2 separate regions of the Homo sapiens genome follow, and region 1 is linked to region 2. A link is an interaction called in ENCODE POLR2A ChIA-PET data of the cell type or tissue named here. Cell type or tissue: MCF 10A. All regions are shown on one strand. Links, peaks and the distances in the headings refer to the core of each region. The heading gives the core; the rest is flanking DNA.

The links. Peaks named below come from ENCODE experiments on the same cell type or tissue, not always from the same donor. Only the 100,000 strongest peaks of a DNase experiment are listed, where the experiment ranks them.
Region 1: POLR2A ChIA-PET joins it to region 2 with 5 read pairs; 3 of 35 experiments call an interaction of 5 or more read pairs at or near these places.

The regions. Positions count from the first base shown.
Region 1 is chr20:2,336,616-2,341,957 of GRCh38, forward strand. It overlaps TGM3 (transglutaminase 3), which reads left to right. Exons shown (of 13, transcript NM_003245.4): 12 at 3,239-3,372; 13 at 3,819-4,464. The coding sequence ends at 3,966. Among named protein-coding and RNA genes, the nearest start is that of TGM6, 42 kb to the right of the region's middle. RefSeq lists an enhancer at 3,070-3,570. In MCF 10A, for the core only: no CTCF peak of the experiment used is centred there; no DNase peak of the experiment used is centred there.
Region 2 is chr20:2,281,670-2,287,044 of GRCh38, forward strand. No RefSeq gene overlaps it. Among named protein-coding and RNA genes, the nearest start is that of TGM3, 12 kb to the right of the region's middle. In MCF 10A, for the core only: no CTCF peak of the experiment used is centred there; a DNase peak (open chromatin) is centred at 2,532.

The sequences.
Region 1 (5,342 bases), core at 1-5,000, 55 kb after region 2:
GCAATTGCACCCTTTTACTGTCCTGGTTAGTTTGGACTGTGCTTCAGGATGGGGGAGTTGGTCCCCTACCTTAGGGGCTAGAGAGTCAGTGACTGGGCAGCCAGTCTGGGGGCTGAGAAGGGCAGTCGTTCAGGCCTTGGGCCATGTAACCAAATGGATCTGGCATTGTATCTAAACCCCTCCATTGATCAGTGGTGACACTGAGCAGGTCCCTTAATCTGAGTCTCAGTTGCTCCAACTCTGTCACTGGGACAATAAATTACTTCCCTTGCAGAGTGTCATTTCCTCAGGGAAGCCTTTCCTGAGCTCCCAAATTAGGCTCCCAAATTCATCTCAATTATACACCCTCAGAACATTCTGTCCTTTTCCTTCAAGGCATTTGTCCCAGCTGGAATATTATCCTTCTTTGTGCAATTATTTGGTTGTGAATCCCTACCCAACCGTAAACTCCATGAGGGCAGGCATTACCTCTGTTCTGAGTTCATCACTGTCTCCCTTAGCACAATGTCTTAGTGGATAGCCACTATTTGTAAAAGAGAAATAGCCCCTTGCTCGGGGCATGACTGGAACAGATCCCCTTGGCTCTGGACTTGCATTCTTCCCTGCACAGGAAAGTCAGTCCAGGCTTGTGCCCTGCGTGTGACAGCCTCTCCTGCTTCACAAGACATTTCTGAGAAACACTCCCCATCTCTCTAGACATGGTGGACAGCAGAGTGCCCATTCCAACTCCTGAGGCTAGAAAATGATACTGGGTGGCTGCCAGTTCAGTTATGAGAACATTCTGTACTAAAGTGATCAGTGTTTAAAAGAACTTAGTTTTTGGCCAGGCGCGGTGGCTCACTCTTGCAATCCCAGCACTTTGGGAAGCCGAGGCAGGTGGAGCACCTGAGGTCAGGAGTTCAAGACCAGCCTGGCCAACATGGTGAAACCCCGTCTCTACTAAAAATAGAAAAAATTAGCCAGGCATGGTGGCGGGCACCTATAATCCCAGCTACTTGGGAGGCTGAGGCAGGAGAATTGCTTGAACCCGAGAGGCAGCGGTTGCAGTGAGCCGAGATCACACCACTGCACTCCAGCCTGGCTGACAGAGTGAGACTCCGTCAAAAAAAAAAAAAATTAGTGTTTTTCCCCAGTGTATTCCCCATTATGTTCCCTTATCCAATGTCCTCAAACCTTCTTCCAGCATTATCTTTTATTCAACACTTTTGCTATACATCTTCCAGATTTCCATGGCAAGTCTACTTATCTTTAAGATACTACAATATCTTTAGAAAGGAAATCAGAATATATAAGGCTAGAAATGTGCCATCACTGACTCTTTTTAAAAATTTAATCTTTTTAAATGACTCCTGATCTTCCTTCTTCGAGGCAAGTTCTTTCCTCCACCTAAGCCTTCACCTAATCGAGACATTCTTGTCTCTATTGAACGGATCAATGCCTAGCTCACTCAGAGCAGGGCACCGATTTTTAAACTGGAGAAGGTGATCTGTATGAAAAGATAATAATTTGGGTAAAACCCCATTATCTAACCTGGTACTGACTGGCAATTAGCACTGAGGACCTTAGACCACAAAACCAGGCCAAAAACAATCTGAACATTGTTTCCAAAGGGTGATGTCCTCCCAATTGATCCATCATCTGTGACAAGCAAACTCAGGTTTTTAGTGGCTTTTATCCTTTCCTCTGGGTACATTTACAGAGTTGGGTCAATAGGAGAGAGTGGTAAGCGGCATTAAAAAAAGAAAAAAAAGCATGGAAATCTCAAATTAAATATCACCATGAAAAATGTGGCAACATCTGTATAGCTTTCTTATAACCCAATAGCATAAAATTATGCTGCACTCTTCAAATTATGTCATACACTTAAATGAGTTTCATGGAAGAAATGAAAATATAGACCATGATGTGTAAAATGCTTCAATTACTCACAAATTACTGGGAGGTATTGCAGACCTATCAGAAACAGCAAAGGCTTTAGATCCAGCTGGGCTCTGCTGTTTCCTTGTGTGTGAATGTTCCAGGTTATTGAATCAGCCTGAACCTCAGCTCTGTCACTGTAAAATGGTTGCTCTGAGGATTAGTGACAAGAAAAACAAAACACAGCAACAACAAAACCCAGCAACCTCCGGTCATCCTCAAAAGAAGAAGAAATCCAATAGCCATAAAATGTCCATTTCTATGTCCAAAATGCTTTCTTCCCCATCCTTGATCTCATTTGACCCCTTCTGGGAGGGAAGAGATGATTGTCCTTCTTTACCAGATGAGGAAGTTGAGGCGCAAAGAGATGACTTGTCTGCCCAGAATGAATTACGGCTGTTTCTTGGCAGAAACACAACAGCTTTCATCTTTTGGTCTGAATAAATAGTCCAAATTGCTTTTCTGACCCCAAACCCAGCCTTCATCTGTTCTGATCACTGAGCAAGGACCGTGTGGTATTAGAGCTCCGCTCAGACTATAAATGGTGCACAGGGAACCTCTGGGCTCTAGAAGTTTAGAAGGACATTGGTAGACTGGGGTGTCAGCAGAGGAGAGTAGCCTGGGTTGAGCTGGGGGGACCCAACCCCTGGAAAAAGAGTTAAGGGAGCTACAGTGTGAGCCAGGGTGTGAGCAGCTGTGGGGCCTGGGGCTGCCCTTTTCAACACCTGTGGGGCCTCCCAGAGACGGAGGTTCAAGCTTTAAGGGAAGAAACAGGACCCATAAGCAGGAAAGCCAAGGAAAGTAATATTAAACCCAGCAAGTGGCTGGGCACAGTGACTTACATCTGTAATCCCAGTGCTTTGGGAGGCCAAGGCAGGAAGATCACTTGAGGCCAGGAGTTCGAGGCCAGCCTGGGCAACACAGCAAGACCCTGTCCTTGCAAAAAATAAATTCAGCATGAAAAATGTCCTGACCCTCACAGAGCCCACAGTGGGGTTGGGCTGTCCTGGGAAGCAGGGTCTGAACTGGAGTCGGGGCAGGGAAGTAACAGTGTTGTTGGCTGCTGCAGGGGGCCCCTTCCCCCTCAAAGCTGAGGTTCTCATCCACAGCACAGGATAATGTCCTGGGACCATCCTGTGTATTGGGGGGCAGGGGGCGTCAGACACAATGTGCCTGGCACCTAGGAGGGCTAAATGGTCTCCCCTTCTTCATCCTCAGTGACATCACCCCCTTCACTCAGTCACCCTGCCCAGCCCTCACCAAGGTGCAGGCAGGGGCTGAGCAGCTGGAGTCCTGACTCGGCAGCCCCTCTCCCCCATAGGTGCTGAACGAGGCTCGTGTGCGGAAGCCTGTGAACGTGCAGATGCTCTTCTCCAATCCACTGGATGAGCCGGTGAGGGACTGCGTGCTGATGGTGGAGGGAAGCGGCCTGCTGTTGGGTAACCTGAAGATCGAGTGAGTCCTGGGCCTAAGTGGCCGGTGCAGGAGGGCGGGAGGGGGCGGGGGGGCCCTCCAGATCCCCTGGGTGGGACAGACAGAGCTCCCTCTGACCTTGGGTTCTTTACTCTTTTGGGGGTCTTGGAACTCTAGAATCTGCTTTTGCATTTGGTTTGGGGGTTCACCAAACTTGAACTCCTGAGAAGAACAGGTCACCAGAGCTAAGAGCTGGCCTTCAGGGCTTAGAATATTTGGGAGATCATGGGACCCCCCCCTCCTGCTTCCCCTGCTGAAGAGTTCCAGGGCTGGAGGGGCCCCGTAACCCAGAGAGACAGCTAGAGGGAGCTAAAGAAGCAGTGGCCTTGCCCAGCCTCCATCAGAACAGGACAGGAGGTCACAGGAGGCCCGTCCAGCCCAAGGTCCGTGTGTCTCGTATCAACACTGATCTGTGCCCTCCCCATCAGCGTGCCGACCCTAGGGCCCAAGGAGGGGTCCCGGGTCCGTTTTGATATCCTGCCCTCCCGGAGTGGCACCAAGCAACTGCTCGCCGACTTCTCCTGCAACAAGTTCCCTGCAATCAAGGCCATGTTGTCCATCGATGTAGCCGAATGAAGGGCGCTGGTGGCCTCCCGTACAAACTTGGACAACACGGAGCAGGGAGAGCTCACCATGGAATGAACCCCCCGCCCATGCTGTCCGGCCTGGGAAACCCTCTCCATCTCCCAAGGCTGCCAGACATGGACCTCCAGGCTCCAGCACATCCCCCTCTCCTCTCCCCCAGGTTGGGGCTGGGTCCACCCTGTCCTATGACTTGATCACTTTTGCACATTCCCTGGCCGCTTCTCCCCAGAGCTGCCTGCTCTGTGAGCCCCACAGCCCTGCTCATTCCTCACGCCCTTCAATGCTGCAGGATGGACTGGCCCCTGACCCAGGGACTCTCCAAACGGGATACAGGAGAGAAGCTGGTCTAGACTGTTTGCTGATCCCCAACCTGCACGGGGCATTCCTGCTTCTCTCTCAGGCCACCACAGAGGGCAGGGGATGGTTAGTCACCTGCCCCAGCACTCACACCCTAACTCAAAATAAATGTTAAATAAGTGCGATCACACAGCACCGACTCTACCTGACTGCTGTTGCACCTAAGGTGGTGAAGGAGAGAGGAGGCTGTGGCCGTGACCTTCTGGAGCAGGGAATAAATTTGAGGAGGCCATGTTCTCTGTGTTTCAATGTCCAAAGGGAGTGGGCTTGATCTGCAAGGCTGTAGATGCAAAACTAGGGAAACATTTCAAGCCAGTTTAGGAAAACTTTCTAACATGATGTCCAAAAATAGATGAGGCTGCCTTGGGAGGTAGCTCCTGGTCACAGAAGGCTTCAAACATTCTCTGTGTGGTTGGGCAAACTTTTCAGGCCTCTCTACATGCATCAGAGTGAGAGGGGACGTCACAGTTTTTGCTGGAACCCTCTGGCAGAGCTGGTCCCGGGGGTGGCCCAGCCTCTGCTCACATGGGGCTCCACGCTCCTCTTGTGGCCAGGAGCAAATGCGTCCTTCCGCCAGCCACAGCGCTGTTAACTCAACCTGAACCTTCTCTGCCTTTATACACACTCTGATGGTTCCTCAGCCTTTGTCCCTTAAAATAACCTCAAACAAATCCCATTAGCTTTCCTGTCGCTTGTGCTGACTAATCCCATTTTGACAACTCTGCCTCATTTTCTGAACTCAGGAGACAAGTAGAATCTAAATAGAAACCTCAACCTCACATCCAGCTCAAAGCTTCTCCCCTGGGTGCAGCGCAGGCCTTACTTACGCCTGCAGAGCAGGCACTGTCCATCTCTCACCTTCCTTCCCTTCCTTCCCCGAACTGGGGAGTTGCTAGATCCCTCAGAGTTGGAGCAGAGAGAGAAGAAGAAAAGTGACAGTTGTCTGTATCACTGGTGCTGATGTAATGCAGCCAATGATGGTCTCTGTGTCGCCAGTGTTTAAATGCAGG
Region 2 (5,375 bases), core at 172-5,171:
TGAGCCACCACACCTGGCCTTTGAACTAAATAATTTCTAAGTGCCCTTGTAACTATGTTTCATCCATAGAGGAGGTGGCCTGGTATAGTGAAAACAGTGTGGACTTTGGAATCAGTACTGGGCTTAAATCTTGGCTCTGCCTTTTAGTAGCTGTGTGGCCTTAAGTAATTGATTTAGATTTCCAGAGTTGGATTTACTAATCTGTAAGATGAGCCTAATAATACCTGTTTGTTATGGTTGTAGGTTGTTGAGAGTATTAGATGAGGTAACAGATATGAAGGATCAACAGCAGTGTTTGACAAACAGTAGGCCCATAATAAGTATTAGTTCCTTTGCTCTATTACGTCTAACGCTCTACTTCCACCCCTTACCTCTACCACCAAACTCAGAGTGGACTGTTGGCAGGCAGAGAATGCAGCAGGGAGGCAGACTGAGTCCAGGTCCTCACATGGCCCTAATCGTGCTCTCTCAGTTTCACGGAAGGACCACACCCCAGCCTCCTCTTTGGTAGGGGGACCAAAGGTGAAGGGGCCAAGGGGGAGGTGGCAGAGAATCCTTCCCTCCTTTGCCAAGCGAATGTGTCTTCTCTGTGTCTTCTCTGTGCTAGGCAACTAGATGGTGTTAGTAACAAGAGAAGATAAAAGGATGCTTTCAAACTTTACAGAATGAACGCCCTCTCTCATAAATCCACTACCTAAAATAGCAAGCCCCAACATGAGGGCAAAGCCTTGGCCTGTCTGCCTGGGCAGGAAGGTAGCACAAAGGTGGGATCTGACGGATGGTGGAGTGAGAAGGCAGGGTTAGGAACCTGAAAGGGCAAGGCTTAGAAAGGCTTCTAGGAGCCTTGGCACCAGCAGAGCCATGGCGGGGGGATCTGCGCTCAGAGCAAAGCCACCAGTTGGCAAACACAAATCAGTCTCCAAGTTCGCACCACACAGGACTTGTTTGTGGTGGAGGAAGCAAGACATCTGCCAGGGAGGCAAGAATGGATGCTGGGGCTTGGCTTGTTGCAGGGCCTGAACCAGTGGGCTGGATCAAATGCATTGAACCTCTGTGGACGGGTCTCATTTTTGTATTACTCTTTTTTTTCCCTTCCTTCCACTTTAGGGCAATATTAGAAGAAAGAATGCAGGGGCGGGGTGTGGTGGCTCACGCCTGTAGTCCCAGCACTTTGGGAAGCTGAGGTGAGTATATCACTTGAGGCCAGGAGTTCGAGACCAGCCTGGCCAACATGGTGAAACCCTGTCTCTACTAAAAATACAAAAAAATTAGCTGGGGTGGTGGCGGGCGCCAGTAATCCCAGCTACTCCGGAGGCTGAGGCAGGAGAATCACTTGAACCTGGGAGGCAGAGGTTGCAGTGAGCCGAGATCGCACCTCTGCAATCTATCCTGCGCACCAGAGTGAGACTCTGTCTAAAAAAAAATTAAAAAGAAAATAAAAAGAAAGAATGCAGGCCTTGGAGACAAGAGTGGTTTTAAGTCTTACTCTGCCTTTGCTAGTTTTGTCTCCTTGGGCAAGTTACTTAACCCCTCTGAAGCTTAGTTTTCTCATGTGTAGGATGAGGAAGATAATTTCTACTCAGAGAGTAGTTGCAGGGACCGAATGAGTTATTGCTAGTGAATTCCAGAGTGTGGCACGTGTAACCCAGACACGGGGGCAGACATTTTAAATTCTAATAGTCAATGTTTAGTTTCATAGGCATTAGAAAAATAATTGACAAACCAAATCATTTTATGAATGTTATTGATTAGTGCAAGACTAAAGTAGTTAGGTAAGTTAATTAATTAATGTATTTATTTATTTTGAGACAGAGTTTCGCTCTTTCACCCAGGCTGGAGTAAAGTGGGGCAATCTTGGCTCATTGCAACCTCCATTCCCTGGATTCAAGCGATTCTCCTGCCTCAGCCTCCCAAGTAGCTGGGATTATAGGCACGCACCACCTCGCCTAGCTAATTTTTGTATTTTTAGTAAAGATGGGGTTTTGCCATGTTGGCCCAGCTAGTCTCGAACTCCTGACCCCAGGTGATCCACCCGCCTCAACCTCCCAAAGTGCTAGGATTACAGGTGTGAGCTACCGCGCCCAGCTGGTAAGTTAAAGAAAAAAGGGAAAGGGAGTTAATTTAAAGAAAAACTTTAAGTTAATTATGATGTAGCTGGTGGGCAGATGTGGCAAAACTCAAGAAGGTGCTGTGTGAATGACTAAAGTACAGGAAACTGAATTAATACCCACTCAATCATGGTGGCTGGTTCGTGGCAGGCACTGAAGGTCATTTCCAAGAAAGTAAAGAGGTTTAGAAAAGGAAGGGAGGGAATAAGGGAGGAAACAGACCTTCTTAGTTGTCTACCTACTTAGCCTGTAGGTCCACTTCAGCCATACTCTTCTTCCAGAGGTTCCCTTTTTGTTTTTTCTTTTTAAAAATATTTTTTAATTTTATTTTATTTTTCTCTACTAGGTTAGCCAGGCATGATGTCATGCACTTGTAGTCCCAGCTACTTGGGAGCCTGAGGTGGGAGGATTGCTTAAGCCCAGGAGGTGCAGATTCCAGTGAGCTGAGATCATACCACTGCACTCCAACCTGTGTGACAGAGCCAGGCCCTCTCCCAAAAAAAATAAATAAATAAAAATAAAATAAAATAAAATAAAATAAAATAAAATAAAATAAAATAAAATAAAATAAAATAAAATAAATAAAATAAAATAAAATAAAATAAAATAAAATAAAATAAAATAAAGGGTATACGGTGAAGAGTCAGTCTCTTTTTTTCCTTAACAATTAGGCCCCTAGGTTCCTTTCCCAGAGAAAACAACTGTTAACATCTTCTTTTAAATCTTTCTTTCTAAGTATATGCAAGCATAATTGTGTAGGAGCCTGTTTTTTTCAAAGCTCTTTTGATGAGAATTTATATCTAGAATCCTAAGACTTAAAAGTGCAAGGAGGGGGATGCGTGAAACACACTAAGATCATCTTGTTCAGAGATCTCAGTGAGAATCAGAAAATGCGTGGAGGTGGCCACACTCATTGACAATCTATGTCTAATGAAAGATGTTTTTGTTTTGTTTTGTTTTAGAGACAGGGTCTCATTCTGTTGCCCAAGCTGGAGTACAGTGGCATGATCATAGCTCACTGCAGCCTCAAACTCCTGGGCTCAAGTGATGCTCCCACCTAGGCCTCCCAAAGCATTAGGATTACAGGCATGAGCCACAGCACCTGGCCTGAGAGGTGTTTCTGGTGAGCACATATAGAACATGAGATAATGTGAAGGTTGAAGCAAAGGCTGAGACCTACTGACTTAGGCCAAACCATTTCCCAAGGTCTCCAAATGAGTTAGTGACAGACCCAAGAATCTAGTCTAGCTAGACTCTAAGTTCTCAGGTATCTAACTTGCTGCCACAGTTTTACCAAGATGTAAACATTCAGGACAGAGACTCTGAGCCAGAGGAAGTCCTCCCAGCCACTTTGCTACAGTGTAGAAGGTCAGGAGAGACCAAGTGTTTGGGGCCTGTTGAAAGTAGAGAGTGGCTAGGAACTTATCTGGTCTCATATTGTAAGGAACATAAAGGAATAATTCCATTTCCTTTCATGTTTCCTGTGTACAAGTCCTATAAATATTGCCATATCTCTAAGAGCAAACCTTGTTTGGACTTTCCAGACTTTTGCTTTCCAAAGAGGTGACCAGAGACGTTTCCCAGACATCCTCCACTTCCTGTTGTTGTCCACACTGTCTTCCAGTAGAGAGGGTGGTAGCATCATTTGAAGTCACCCTTCCAGTTTCAAGTTATTTATTTACTTGTTGTGAAGGCCCATGTTATGCTGGGACAAGCCTTGGGCCTCTGAAATTTATAGCTGTCTTTATGGATGCATGAAACGAAGATCTAAATTTACTGCATGGGAAATTCCAACTTTGTCCTTGAGACTTAAAGAGCCTTTAGTGTTGGATCCATCTGGTGAAGACCAAAATTTCTAATTAAATCCAGCCAACAGCCAATACATTCTCAAACTATTAAATAATTCACTAAAGTCCTCTAGTGCTGAATCCATTTTTATTTACCTAATTCAGTATGTAATAAGATAAAATCAGAATGGAAAATGCATACTTTGCACTTTTTCATAGCTGCCTTATTTGAAAAGATATGGAAGAGCTTGGTAGTAAGCATGACAGTAGGTAGGTGCGGCAGGAAGTGAATCAGGGAGGTGGCGATATGTCACCAAGCCCTTTGTGTATGCTGCTCCCTGGACATACTCACATTGCTGCAGGAATGCCTTTTCTCTGATACAAATCCCTTTCCCTCCAATTTCTTTTTTAGAGATGAGGTCTCGCTCTATCGCCTAGGCTGGAGTGCAGTATCACTATCATAGCTTAGTGCAGCTTTGAACTCCTGGACTCAAGCAATCTTCCTCCCTCAGCCTCCCGAGAAGCTGAGACCACAGGCTTATGCGACCAGGCATGGCTAATTTTTTTTTTTTTTTTTTAAAGGAGTCTCACTCTGTCACAGCCCAGGCTGAAGTGTAGTGGCATGGCCTCAGCTCACTGCAACCTCCACCTCCCGGGTTCAAGCATTTCTCTTGCCTCAGCCTCTTGAGTAGCTGAAATTACAGGTGTGTGCCACCACACCCGGCTGATTTTTGTATTTTCAGTAGAGATGGGGTTTCACCATGTTGGCCAGGTTGGTCTTGAACTCCTGACGTCAAGTGATCCATGCACCTTGGCCTCCCAAAGTGCCAGGATTACAGGTATGAGCCACCACTCACACTCACCTGTCTTTTTGCAGAGACAGGGTCTTGCTATGTTGCTCAGGCTGTCTCGAACTCCTGGCCTCAAGCAATCCTCCCACCTTCGCCTCCCAAAGTGTTGGGATTATAGGCATGAGCCACTGCACCTGGACTCCTCCAATTTTTGTTTATTCATATCTATCTTTTAAGGCCTGTCCCAAATGTCGTCTCTTTCATGAATCTTTTATCAATTCAATAGGTAAACCTACTGAGCCTTCTTGCATATTTTAGTCACATACATTTTGCTTTCATCTCTTCTTTTCGGTTGTCAACTCTTTAAAGGCAAGACCATATTTATCTTATTTTATATCTTTATTTTTGGCACAAATCTGGTTTTATTAATAGTTGTTTAGAAAAAGAAAGAGAAAACTTACTTTTCTTTCTTGTTACATAACTTATGCATATTTATTATAAACCACTAGAAAATACAGCAAAACAAAATCAAGGAATACAAACCATTTGTATTTTGTTGCACAACATTCTATGCTTTTAAAATTCCTACATTTGCCATAAAGATATATCAAAACTGGATCATACTACAAATAAACTTTTTAAATCTACTTTTTATATTACAACATATTATTAATGTTTTTCTGTGTTAG